2 separate regions of the Homo sapiens genome follow, and region 1 is linked to region 2. The links are chromatin contacts, found by Hi-C or POLR2A ChIA-PET in ENCODE. All regions are on one chromosome and are shown on one strand. The core of a region is the stretch at or near the end of the contact, and the rest is flanking DNA. Distances in the headings are between cores, read along the strand shown. Region 1 holds the start of PSME2 (proteasome activator subunit 2). Region 2 holds the start of AJUBA (ajuba LIM protein).

Region 1 (5,616 bases), core at 2-2,501, 1.2 Mb before region 2:
TGCGGCGTCCAGCTGCAGGTAGCGGGCGGCTAGCGGCAGAGAGCTGGCTAGTAGCGGCCGGAGCTGCTCCAGGGAAAACGCCTGCCCGGAATCCCTCCTCAGGGCGCTCGCCAGCTCCTCGCGGGCCACCAGGAAGGCCCGCTCCTCTTCCTCCCCCGGCATCCTGAGGCAGGAGTCAGCCCCAGCCTCGCCGCCCGCCAGGACCCGGCGCGGGCAGCGCGCGGCCCGAGCGCCGCCCCTCCCGTCTGGTGCCCGGCTTTGAGGCCCACCCCGGCCCACGCAGCCGCCCCAGGTCACTCAGACCACGGTCACTCTCCAGCCCCCGGCCCAGCGCCAGGGTTAGCCGAGAACAGGAAGTACTAGGAGAGAGGGTGGGACTGCGACCCAATTTCGGAGGAACGGGCGGGGCTTAAGGTTAAGGTTGGAGCGGTGTCAGGAAACCAGGGGGCGCGGCCAAGAGGGAGGGCCAGGTCCCAACCAATGAGAAGGCAAATGGCTCCTGGCTCCTCCCTCAGAGCGCGCCAGCATCTTCCCTCAGTCAAGCGCTCTTCCCCGCCTTCCCCCAATCTGGTTCCACCCCTTCCGGATAGCCGCAGGCGCGGGGTTATCCTATTCAGCTCAAAACCTTTCTTTTTCTAGCTGGACCAGTCCGGTACGCTCCGGGCCTCACCGAGGAAGTCCCACCCTGCAGGGGAACCGACTCTGGCCGGCCCTAACCCCTCTCGAGCGAGTCCCGCCCCATCTCCGGTCTGTCCTGAAGGCAGAGGGAAGACCCTCACCCAACCCCTGCCCGCTCTCTTCTAAGAGCTGCTAGTCCTTCTCCACCCCAGGCGCTCCCTCTGGCTGCCCCTCCCACTCGCTCTGATCTCTCTCCGTCCGCTACTTGCGGTCGAGCCTTCTTGGGGGAGCCCCGCCACTGAATACCCCCTTTGCCATACTCCCACCTCTCTTACCCCAACCCTGGACTTCCAGTTGGCCCTAGCTATAAGCCCCGCCCCTCTCCGAGGGACAGCCCCCGCTCCAGTCTCCGCGGTCCCACTTACCCTAGCCCCTCCCTCGGGCAGCCCCTGGACTGTGACCCAGCCAGCACCGCCTCTCCTAGTGGCAACTGGCTGGGAATGGCTGAGGGGCTACCTACTGCTTGCGGCCTGCCAGCGGGAGGAGGGGGGCGGAAAGAAGAAAGGGGGCGGGGTTGAGGGGGGCGGGCCTGGACCTGGGGAGTGAAAGCGAAAGCCCGGGCGACTAGCCGGGAGACCAGAGATCTAGCGACTGAAGCAGCATGGCCAAGCCGTGTGGGGTGCGCCTGAGCGGGGAAGCCCGCAAACAGGTAATGGGGAATCGGAGGCCAGGAAGGGGTCATAGAACCCTCTTGGGTGGAGGCCAAGCTGGGTGGTTCAGGGGACCAAGCAGTGCCAGAGAACTCCCCCAATCTCGCTAGTGCCTTCACTTCTCGGGGATTCCCAGATTCCTGCCTTCTGACTGCAGTGAGCAGGAGCTTCCAGGGAAAGCTAGTTTGTGGTGAGAAAGGCCTGAGCCACAGTTCGAGGGCACCCTGTTGTGGGTGGAAGCTTTTGACAACCCAGACCCTTAACCAACATCCGGGTACTGCTCTCTGTGTAGGTGGAGGTCTTCAGACAGAATCTTTTCCAGGAGGTAAGTCTCTGGATTTGAGCGATTTGACCCAGAATCTTGGACCAATACTTGAGGATAACAGCCTCTCAGAATGACCCCCCCAAGTCACCCTAGACTTAACCCTACTTCCCTTACCAAGCCTTCACCCAAAGTAACCCCGGAATTATTGATAGCTACCTTTAATCTGACCTTTCTTATGACTCTCCCGACTTCTGGCACTTCTCCCGTCTTTTGATGTGGAGGAAAAAAACCATGGCTTCCAAAGCAGGAATATCACAGTCCTAACCTTCGTTCTGCCATTTACCAGCTTGGGCAAGTCCTTTCATTTTCAGGTCTTCAGTTTCCTCATTTGCAAGTCTTGGACCCAGTGATTTCCAAAGGCCCTTCCAGTTCCATTTGTCAGACATCTCATTGAGCATATTCTGTGATTCCCCTCCCTTGCAATGTAACCCACAGGCTGAGGAATTCCTCTACAGATTCTTGCCACAGAAAATCATATACCTGAATCAGCTCTTGCAAGTGAGTAGTGTGGGCCCCTTCTGCCCCATCCTATGTCCTCTATCCCCTTTGCCCACCCTCTCTAGCTAACAACTGGATTCAGCATGCAGAGAATAGTTTCAAATAGTGGATTAGGAACATTAGGATGGCGTGAGGCATGAGCCTAGGTTGGGAGGCAGAGTGCAAGTGGGATGTATGGAGGGAAGGCTGTGACCTAGGATGAAGGGAAGAGGTTGGGCAGCCCTTGACAGTGAGCTCTGTGCAGGAGGACTCCCTCAATGTGGCTGACTTGACTTCCCTCCGGGCCCCACTGGACATCCCCATCCCAGACCCTCCACCCAAGGATGATGAGGTGAGGCACTCAGGGTGCAGGACTTGGACTATAAACCCAATGGAGAAGATAGCCCTTCAACCTCTGTGACTTTTCTAAAGCTACTTTCCCCCCTTTTTGCCTTAGATGGAAACAGATAAGCAGGAGAAGAAAGAAGGTAAGAGAGATAAGAGGTGACTAGGGAAGGGGTGATGGCACACTGACTACTGGATGAGAAAGGGCCTGAATCCCCTCTTTCTCACAGTCCATAAGTGTGGATTTCTCCCTGGGAATGAGAAAGTCCTGTCCCTGCTTGCCCTGGTTAAGCCAGAAGTCTGGACTCTCAAAGAGAAATGCATTCTGGTAAGCCTGGGAAATGGGGGAAGCAGAAAGAGAAGACACACAAGGTGAGGCCCTGGACTCCTCCGTAGATACAAGTCCTTCATACAGAGACCTAGTCCTGAAAAAGAAAACTTCCTTCTGTGCCTTGGGCTTAGATCCCCTTTGTTCTCCTCGTTCTGTTAGACCTCTCTTATCACAACGGTACCCCCAAAATTAGAGACTGTGCAGTATCCACTCTGTAACCTCAGAACCTACTGCTGTATTGGGTTCATAGTAGAGGTGGTATGATATAGTGAGTGAATTGTTTTAAAAGATTGGACCCTAGAGAGAGACTGCTTAGGTTCAAATCGTGATTCTATCAGTTACCTAGCTGGTAGCCTTAAGTAAGTCACTTAGACATTCTGTGACTCAGTTTTTTCATCTGTTAAATGGGTACAATAAATACATATCTCTGAAGGTTGCTGTGATGATTACATGAAATAAATACATGGCACAGTACCTGGTATGTAATAAGTACCCAATTAAATATAACTTTTTTTAGGAAGTGACAGTAATAGGAAGAACTCAGTATGTTTGTTGAATGATTCTTACATGATACCTCTTAACACAGGTGATTACATGGATCCAACACCTGATCCCCAAGATTGAAGATGGAAATGATTTTGGGGTAGCAATCCAGGTAAGAAAAGGGTAACTGAAGATACTTAGAGTGGGGAGAGCCTCAGGGGGTGAGCTAGACATGAACCAGGAGGAGGAGGAAGATAGTGTATGAAATGGGGAGGACATGAAGTGTTGTCTTTGCCTCCCGTGTCACCACAGGAGAAGGTGCTGGAGAGGGTGAATGCCGTCAAGACCAAAGTGGAAGCTTTCCAGACAACCATTTCCAAGTGAGGGCAGCTGGAGGACCAGCATTGGGGGCAGTAGGAGCATTTCTTTGGGACCCCCAGAGCTGGGCAGCCCTATCAGGATGATGGGAGACTTTGGGAAGGGTCTGAGGGAGTACATCTCCCTGAACACTCATTCCTGTGGTATTCCCTTGCTTCTGGCAGGTACTTCTCAGAACGTGGGGATGCTGTGGCCAAGGCCTCCAAGGAGACTCATGTAGTGAGTGGATAGTCCACCAGCCTTTTAGCTGGGTGTGGGACGAGGAGGTGTGGAGGAAGAAGTCCTCCTTGTCTTGTTTGTGACTTTCCCAATGTGGAGAATATTAAGCTAAAAGCATTACCTAGAAAAACTGGTTTGGGCTTCAACAACCTTGACCCTTTTCTCTGCTCAGTCCTTTGGGATCCTATTTCTTGGTGCTAAGAAGGGGTTCATTCTCAAGTTAACCTATTTCCTATAAAAGGAAACCAGACTCATGTCCCAGCCTCCCATGGGACTGACTCAGCTTTGCCTCCCACATTGCAGATGGATTACCGGGCCTTGGTGCATGAGCGAGATGAGGCAGCCTATGGGGAGCTCAGGGCCATGGTGCTGGACCTGAGGGCCTTCTATGTGAGTGTGGAGTAAGGCTTTAGGGGAGGTGGATGAGTGGGGGCAGGCAGGGGATTGGCTAAGAACCTGACTCTTGCACTCTGGCCTTCTCCCAGGCTGAGCTTTATCATATCATCAGCAGCAACCTGGAGAAAATTGTCAACCCAAAGGGTGAAGAAAAGCCATCTATGTACTGAACCCGGGACTAGAAGGAAAATAAATGATCTATATGTTGTGTGGATTCCCTTCTGGCGTGTGTCATTCATTCAAAAAGCATTTATTGAGTGGCACCTATGTCCAGCCTGAAGATGAATGTGGTGGGAAGGGGTGGGTGTCACAAAGACAAAGATGACTTAGATGCCCACTGTAATCTTGACTGTGAGAAAGAGGGGATTCAGGCCCTTTCTCATCCAGTAGTCAATGTGCCATCTCCCCTTCCCTAGTCACCTCTTATCTCACTTACCTTCTTTCTTCTCCTGCTTATCTGTTTCCATCTAAGGCAAAAAGGGGGGAAAGTAGCTTTAGAAAAGTCACAGAGGTTGAAGGGCTATCTTCTCCATTGGGTTTATAGTCCAAGTCCTTCACCCTGAGTGCCTAGGGTGGGGATTGTTACATGCCATGGCAGCCATGCAGATAACCTGTATTTTGGAATGTAACAGTATTATTTTCATCCAGAGGTCTCAGGAATTATTGGAAGAGATGGCATTTGCACAGAGCCCTTATGGGAATAATCAGGCTTTGGATACACAAGGGGAAAGTTCTGTGGTCAACATCAGGAATGAAGAAAGAAAGAATCCTCATCAGTTCAGGAAAAGCCTAGAAGGAGAATAAGGTTTCACTGGGAGAACTATGGAGAACTACGGATGAATGATTGGACTCCCCCCACCCTTTTTTTTTTTTTTTTGAGATGGAGTCTTGCTCTGTTGCCCAGGCTGGAGTGCAATGGCACGATCTCAGCTTACTGCTACCTCCGTCTCCCGGGTTCAAGCAATTCTCCTGCCTCAGCCTCCCGAGTAGCTGGAATTACAGGCATGTGCCACCACACCTGGCTAATTTTTTTGTATTTTTAATAGAGACGGGGTTTCGCCATGTTGGCCAGGCTGGTCTCGAACTCCTGACCTCAGGCGATCCACCCACCTCGGCCTCCCAAAGTGCTGGGATTACAAGGCGTGAGCCACCGCGCCGGGCCTGGACTCCCTCCTTAAGGGCTAGGAGGGGAAAAAATAATGCTTCCAAGGCACTGTGGTGAAGGAAATACATCGCAGGACATTATGGGAAGGATGAATCTGTAAGTTTTTCTTACTGTCCTCCCCCATATCCCCTTCAGCCAATCACTGTCTTTATCTCTGCTTTTCAAGATT
Region 2 (7,281 bases), core at 1,135-3,634:
TAGTTGTGTGGATATTTTGGATGTAATTGGAAGGAAGAATCAAAGTTCTCCTTCCTCATCTGGACACAGGAAAGGAGGGAACACATTATGGTTAATTCTGAAGATGTTGCTCACAGCAGGTTCTAGATGCAATCCGATAGCTCCCCTCTGTTCCTAGTGCTTTCAGTCCTCCCTGCTTCCACTCTGGTAGGAAACTCTCCTCAGGATCAGAGAAAAGCCGTGGCCTTGACCAGGGAAACAGAGGCTGATTCTCAGGGGAGATGAGGTCAGGGAGACAATGCAACTAGGACGAAGAAGCCAAATAGTTTGGCACAAATTAATTTCCCAAAAGATATTAACCTCGTTTCTTTCCACATTCCCTAAGGCTACACTAAGATTATAAAAGGTGTTCAAAATGTTGAGATGAAAATAATATGCATGACTTGTTTGCATATAATTTTCATACTCATTTACTATCTAAATACAAAGGAGTCATTTTCCTTCTCCATTCTACTTCCTCCACCCCTTGCCCCTGATGTTTTAGTCTGGGCAAAAGTAGTTGGCTGGTTTTTAAAAAATTTTTTTGAGACGGAATCTCCCTCTATCGCCCAGGCCTGAGTGCAATGGCACAATCTCGGCTCTCTGCAACCTCCGCCTCCTGGGTTCACGCGATTCTTCTGCCTCAGCCTCCCAAGTAGCTGGGACTACAGGTGCACGCCACCACACCGGCTAATTTTTGTATTCTTAGTAGAGACGGGGTTTCACCATACTGGCCAGGCTGGTTGCAAACTCCTGACCTCGTGATCCCGCCGCCTCTGCCTTCCAAAGTGCTGGGATTACAGGCGTGAGCCACCGCTCCCGGCCGTTGGCTGGTATTTAATTAGGTATGTTTAGCTTCATCTAGGGTTTCTTTAAAAAAAATTATTATTTATTTTTGAGAATTTTTTTGAGACGGAGTCTTGCTCTGTCGCCCAGGCTGGAGTGCAGTGGCCGTGATATTGGCTCACTGCAACCTCTGTCTCCCGGGTTCAAGCGATTCTCCCGCCTCAGCCTCTCGAGTGGCTGGGACTATAGGCGTGCGCCACCACGCCTGGCTAATTTTTGTATTTTTAGTAGAGATAGGGCTTCACCATGTTGGCCAGGCTGGTCTGAACTCTTGACTTCAAGTGATCCGCCCGCCTCAGCCTCCCAAAGTGGTGGGATTACAGGCGTGAGCCACCGCGCCCGGCTGCTTCAGCCAGGGTTTCTTTTCCTTATTCTTGATCCTTTTAAAATAGTCAATATCAGCCTCTTTTCCATCCTGATCATTTTCATTTGCAATTTCCTCTACACGGCATTTCTTTTCTTCCTCTTAATACTTACTCTGTATCACCAGTCTTCTGTGGACCAAAACCAAAGGGAGAAGGTGTTCGCTAGCCCTAAAACCAGGCCTTCGATCTCCACAGTCACCTGAAATGAGAAAAATCTCATTTCCCAACACCAGGGGGTGTCTATCCCTCTAACTGTCCTACCCTTAAGGTAGAGATTAGTCCCAAACCTTTTCCTCACTCCTTTTCACTGCTTCTACATACACACTATATCTCTTTCCCTCCCTCTCAAAGTAGAGATTAGTCCCATTTTCCTGACTCCTTTTCACTGCTTTTACAAATCACAAAACTTTTGGGTCCAGAAGGTGGTGCCTTTTTATTGCAGTTTATCTGTTTGTCTCTCATTCTCTCTGGACAAGCTTGTCCTTTCCTTTGTCTGCGCACCCTTCGGTCTCTGCATCGTCCACACTCCTCTTTGCTCCTCAGCTCTCCCTTTCTTTCGCTACCTCTTCCCTCTTCCACCTCTCTCTGTGGGCTTCGTCGCCTTTCAGGGCTATCTTTACGTACACGTCTCTGAACCTCTTTATGCATTTGTCTTCTTTCTCTCTGTCTTCCTCTTTATGGCTCTCTCCTTGTCTCACCATTTCTGTACCAGTCTCTCTCCATCTCTCCCACAGTCCCCACGCTGGGAACAAAGTCACGGTGCTAGCGCAGAACATGCCTCCTGTCGTCCGGTCCCGGGACGCGACACATTCCACCATGCCCCTCCGCGCATTCCAACTGCAGACAAAGAGTCCCCGTCCCCTACCCCCACACTCTTTCCTATTCCAATTCTTCAGTGTTGTAGGGGCAGCTGCCCCAACTGCCCCTGCCCGCCTCTCACGTCCAGTCCGCGGGTCTCCACATCCAGGGCAGTTAGCGCCTTCCGCTGCACGCACACCAGCTATCCCTGCGCGGACACCCCCGGCGCTCTCGCACACACCGCGCTCCGCCCCCCTAGGAAAGTAGATCCGGCCAGGCAGACAAAAGTTTGGGAGAGAAGTTCGGTCTGTGGCTAGCGTGAGAGCTAGGGGGGCGGGGGCCGGGGAGAGTGGGGCAGTCGGGCGAGTCGACGCGTGAACAGATAGACCTGCGGACTGGACAGCCGCGGCCAGAGACCCTGCTAGCCCCGCTCAGCCCCAGATGCGCGGGGGGACGCAGCCCCTCCCGCTGGGGGATGCTGTGGGATTCCTGGCGCAGGGCATCCAGGCCGCCCGCTAAGCCCCTGTGCCTCCCCTGTGCCCCTGGGGAACCAGAGTCCGGCTGCAGGGAAAGAGAACCGGCCGCCGAGACGCCGCAGGGTGCCAGGCGGGGAGGGGGCGAGAGGCCCCAGGCCCGAGGGCATGGAGCGGTTAGGAGAGAAAGCCAGTCGCCTGCTGGAGAAGTTCGGCCGCAGAAAGGGTGAATCTAGCCGGTCTGGGTCTGACGGGACCCCCGGGCCGGGCAAGGGGCGCCTAAGTGGGTTGGGGGGACCTAGGAAGTCAGGGCCCCGAGGAGCTACTGGGGGACCTGGGGATGAGCCGTTGGAGCCGGCCCGGGAGCAAGGTTCCCTGGACGCTGAGCGAAATCAGCGCGGCTCCTTTGAGGCGCCGCGCTACGAAGGCTCTTTTCCCGCGGGGCCGCCGCCCACCCGGGCCTTGCCTCTACCTCAGTCGTTGCCCCCCGATTTTCGGCTGGAGCCCACGGCCCCGGCCCTCAGCCCCCGCTCTAGCTTCGCCAGTAGCTCGGCCAGCGACGCGAGCAAGCCGTCCAGCCCCCGGGGCAGCCTGCTGCTGGACGGGGCGGGGGCTGGCGGAGCTGGAGGTAGCCGGCCCTGCAGCAATCGCACCAGCGGCATCAGCATGGGCTACGACCAGCGCCACGGGAGCCCCTTGCCAGCGGGGCCGTGCCTGTTTGGCCCACCCCTGGCCGGAGCACCGGCAGGCTATTCTCCCGGAGGGGTCCCGTCCGCCTACCCGGAGCTCCACGCCGCCCTGGACCGATTGTACGCTCAGCGGCCCGCGGGGTTCGGCTGCCAGGAAAGCCGCCACTCGTATCCCCCGGCCCTGGGCAGCCCTGGAGCTCTAGCCGGGGCCGGAGTGGGAGCGGCGGGGCCCTTGGAGAGACGGGGGGCGCAACCCGGACGACACTCTGTGACCGGCTACGGGGACTGCGCCGTGGGCGCCCGGTACCAGGACGAGCTAACAGCTTTGCTTCGCCTGACGGTGGGCACCGGTGGGCGAGAAGCCGGAGCCCGCGGAGAACCCTCGGGGATTGAGCCGTCGGGTCTGGAGGAGCCACCAGGTCCTTTCGTTCCGGAGGCCGCCCGGGCCCGGATGCGGGAGCCAGAGGCCAGGGAGGACTACTTCGGTGAGTGAGAGAAGTGGTTAGGGACGGGAAGGGACCCGTCACGGTATTCGGTTCTCCACTGCCCCGACGGCCCAAAGTGCCGGTGCCCCGGGGTCCGAGGTGAAGACGCGGGACTAGGAAAGAAGCAAGAGGGATGGATGGGGGCGGCCCCAGAGCACTGTCCCCTTCCTGCTAGTTTTCAGATGAACCAGGGCTCCTTATTTCTGCTAAATTCAACCCCCCTGGTATCTCGTGAGTCCGTTTCTCAAGCATTTGAACCTCGGTTTTTTGCGGCAGGAGGCCTCGTAGGGAAGGGACCAAGTGGGGCAGTGAAGGCGCATCCCCCCCAACTTGCTCCCCCCTTTCACGGCGGTGCCCCTGGAGGTTTGTGCGCGCCGCGCCCCCACCCGGGCCCAGGCTCCGCCCGCAGGAATTCGGAGAATGCGCGGGTGGGGGGGCGGGGCAGGCTGGCCGCGTGCGTGCCGACTCCTGCCCGGGCGCTCCAGGTGCCCGCGGGCGGGGCGGCTGCCGCCGCGCGGCGGAGGGGTGGGGTTCGGGGATCGGGGGACGCTCCCTAGCATACGCGGAGTAGTGGCGGCTGTCGGGGAAATGGAGCCTGGGAGACAGGATGGAGCGCCCTGGGACCCAACTGCTGTCCCTCCCCAGTCCTGTTGGCTAGGTGCGTGCGTGGGCATTTAATCAGAGACCCAGTAGTACCAGCTTCTATTTTCCCCATCCTCCGGAAGTCAGGGTAAAAGTCATGACTACTGGGACACCATTACCTCTGGATGGATAACGACCCTGTGTTATTGCCAGAAATAACTTGGCCTTGAATTCTGCTTATAACCTCTCAGAATTCAGGCCAGAAGTAGCGCCTTACTTCCTGACACTGTTAAGGAAACCTGGTCGCTGTCTCCCTCCCCTACTCTGTTCAGGAAGTATTGATTGATTATATGTCTCAGCTATGAGGAACATTAGGGTCTTGAAAGATCTTTTAGTCAAAATTCACAGGCACTGCTACACACATAAAAAACTTCGAATCTGATTGTGATTGGAAAGAAGTGGCAGGCTTACCGCCTAAGGGCTGTGGGCCTCTTTCACTTTTCTAAGCATCTCTTCTTACCACTCATGCCCCACTCCTGGACCCCATGCTGTAGAACTCTATGGCTAGAAAAGTGAATAGGAAGAGGAACGCGGCCAGGGAGGGATGGTTGGGTAGGAGGTTCAGAGGTAGCAGGGCGGCAGGCTATAAGGGCATAACTCAACCCCCAGCCTCCACCCCCATTCTTTTCCCCACCTCCAAATCCACCGAGAGGAAAGCCCAGAGGAGATGATGCCAAACCGCTTTGATCAAGGAAGACTGAATGACAGGGCCCATTTAGCAGTTTCATTTTGAGGCCCAGGAGAGGTGGCTAGTAAAGAAGTCTTTTTGGCTGAACCATCAGAGCCAAAAGGAAGAAAGGAACTCAGAGAAACTGCAATAAAATGGCAGGAAGAACATAGGTATAGATATGCTGGGTTAGAGGAGGTGAGGCCAACGTGCCTGAGCAGTTTCGTTTGCTTTTCCCATAACGTCCAAGGTTTCCTAAAGAATGGCTCCGACAGGACCCCCTGGCATGGCAATCTTGGGGCAGATCTTCACTTCCATGAGGAAGCCACATTTTGAATTCAGAGATGGGGGCCCCTTCTCCTTGGGAGTCAGGTTGCCTCCTTTGACAGAACCCCTACATACCCCTTGTGCCGCTAGCCCCAGCTTGACTGTACCCTCCTCCTGCCCCTAGTAGGGGCCCTCTTCCTTGGCTTCAGCCTTGCCCAGCTGCCAGAGGGTGGGAGCAGGACAGGCCTGGGCCCATCAGTTGCTGCAGCTGCTGCACAGGCTCCCAAGCCCCTGGGCAAAGACTGGGATGGGCCCCAACAGGCAGGGAGTGTGGCAGCGTGCCGAGGGGGAGAGGTGGGGCAGGCCCGTTGGGATCTGCTCCCCAAAGACAGGCCCTAGCCCTCACTCATGGGCCTGGAATTGGGGAGTGGAGGGAGGGAAGAACACACCCAGGAAAGGCAAGTCCCAGAGCCAGGTGTATATATCTTAGTGGGGGATTTTGGGGAATAGCAAGCAGTTCAGTTCTGTATTCTTCCCATGATAGAAGGTGACTAGGAGGCATCAGGGGCTCTGCTACTCTCCCTGCTTTCCTGTTCAACCCTGGTTCCTGGAACACACCCTGCATTCTCAGCAGCCACCTCCCCACAGGAATCATGCTCACATGGTCCCCTCTGCACGGAGCCCTCTGCCAAGCCAGATCCTTTTCTCCATCCTTGGAAGTCTGCAGTGGAGAGAAATCATTCTATAACTGAACAGCTCGTTTGACTGATGGGAAACTGAAGTCCCAGAGACGATTTCTGGGCCTAGCCTGCTTTCTCTAGAAAGTATTTTCAAGTCTGCTGCTGAGCACCTGTGGACTGGCATCTTTGACCGTTCATCCTACACACTGCAACAGAGATCATACCTTGCCTGTGTAGTCTTTTCTCCCCAACAGAAACTAAGCATCTGAATGCCAGGGACCATATCTTCGACTTTCTCCAGGTTTCCTTAGGTAGTGGTGCTGTGTTAAGCACAAAACAGATGCTCAGAAAATATCTGTTGAGTAATTAAATAAACAAGAATGGATCTGCTCAGCCAAGATCTTGCTGCATCTCATTACTCGTTATCTTCTCTACTCAGAAGGGAGCCCATCAAAGGGAGACTGTGACCCCTGGCACATCAGGAAAGGGCAGTCAGGAAAGCTTGGGAATCCCTGGTTTTGACCTGGGGGAGTAGAGTGTGACACTTTTCTCTTCTCAGGCACCTGTATCAAGTGCAACAAAGGCATCTATGGGCAGAGCAATGCCTGCCAGGCCCTGGACAGCCTCTACCACACCCAGTGCTTTGTTTGCTGCTCTTGTGGTGAGTGTAGCCCCAATACTCAAGCACTCCCCTCCCCTGCCCACATACACACTTACAAGTGCTATGGGGAACAGGAGGAGAGCTTGTGCCTCTTCATTTGCTCACAGAGCAGCTGTTGGATCCCCACCAAGTGTCTGGAGGTCCGCAGCTGCTCTGCCTCTCTTGCTTCCCTGTCTGTCCTCTACTTGGCTCTCCCTCCGCCTGGTGGGTCCCCTTTCTGGAGTCCCTCCTTCCTTCCTCACCTCTGTTTCTCCCTCTCGTGCTTCCCTGCTTGCCCATCCTGGACTTGCCTGGCCCTCCAGCTTCTTGGTGGGGCTTGGTCTTGGGCAGCCAAGTTGCCTGGGGCGACAGTGAAAGACTGGAATGTGGGGAGGGTGGGGGCAGGCTGGGGGAGTGGGGAGCTGTTTGGGGCGGAGAGGGGGGTTTTCTCTTGGCTGGTCAGAGTTCAGCCACCTCACTGGAGTGCAGGCCACCGGGCCATGCCAAGCTGATGACATCACGCTCCAGGAATGCCTGCCACTGTTAGCTCAGGAGGCCCACTTGGAAAGGGGGGATGCTCCCAGCGGCCTTAACTGCCCCCCTCCCCTCCCTCATTACCCCCTCCTTACTGCTTACCCATTCTGATTCCTTTGCTAAACCTTTAATCTCCTATCTCTGCCTGTCTGACTTCAGCACTCAGCTTTTCTCACT

The links. A loop is a pair of places that touch in the nucleus more often than their neighbours do. ChIA-PET counts read pairs that join two places held with the same protein, here RNA polymerase II (POLR2A). Pooled maps may share reads with other maps.
Region 1: a pooled map shows a loop between it and region 2 (2.3-fold over the local background). The contact joins the promoter of PSME2 here to the promoter of AJUBA in region 2. A Hi-C loop is called at or near these places in 1 of 50 pooled maps. POLR2A ChIA-PET finds 5 or more read pairs at or near these places in 2 of 52 experiments (CD8-positive, alpha-beta T cell and HepG2).

The regions. Positions count from the first base shown.
Region 1 is chr14:24,142,245-24,147,860 of GRCh38, reverse strand. PSME2 (proteasome activator subunit 2) reads left to right here and starts at 1,251. Exons shown (of 11, transcript NM_002818.3): 1 at 1,251-1,327; 2 at 1,621-1,653; 3 at 2,089-2,151; 4 at 2,396-2,482; 5 at 2,588-2,618; 6 at 2,706-2,803; 7 at 3,393-3,461; 8 at 3,602-3,669; 9 at 3,832-3,886; 10 at 4,190-4,276; 11 at 4,372-4,496. The coding sequence starts at 1,280. The coding sequence ends at 4,452. It overlaps RNF31 (ring finger protein 31), which reads right to left and starts at 363. Exons shown (of 21, transcript NM_017999.5): 1 at 1-363. The coding sequence starts at 162. MIR7703 (microRNA 7703) reads left to right here and starts at 4,296; the gene lies at 4,296-4,372. RefSeq lists silencers at 96-325, 356-445, 1,146-1,205 and enhancers at 287-581, 128-628, 766-835.
Region 2 is chr14:22,977,654-22,984,934 of GRCh38, reverse strand. AJUBA (ajuba LIM protein) reads left to right here and starts at 2,384. Exons shown (of 8, transcript NM_032876.6): 1 at 2,384-3,674; 2 at 6,490-6,591. The coding sequence starts at 2,669. AJUBA-DT (AJUBA divergent transcript) reads right to left here and starts at 611. Exons shown (of 3, transcript XR_007064074.1): 1 at 115-611. It overlaps LOC124903287 (a long non-coding RNA gene), which reads right to left and starts at 7,108. Exons shown (of 2, transcript XR_007064076.1): 1 at 6,834-7,108; 2 at 5,714-6,285. RefSeq lists enhancers at 1,404-2,369, 2,370-3,335, 6,941-7,235.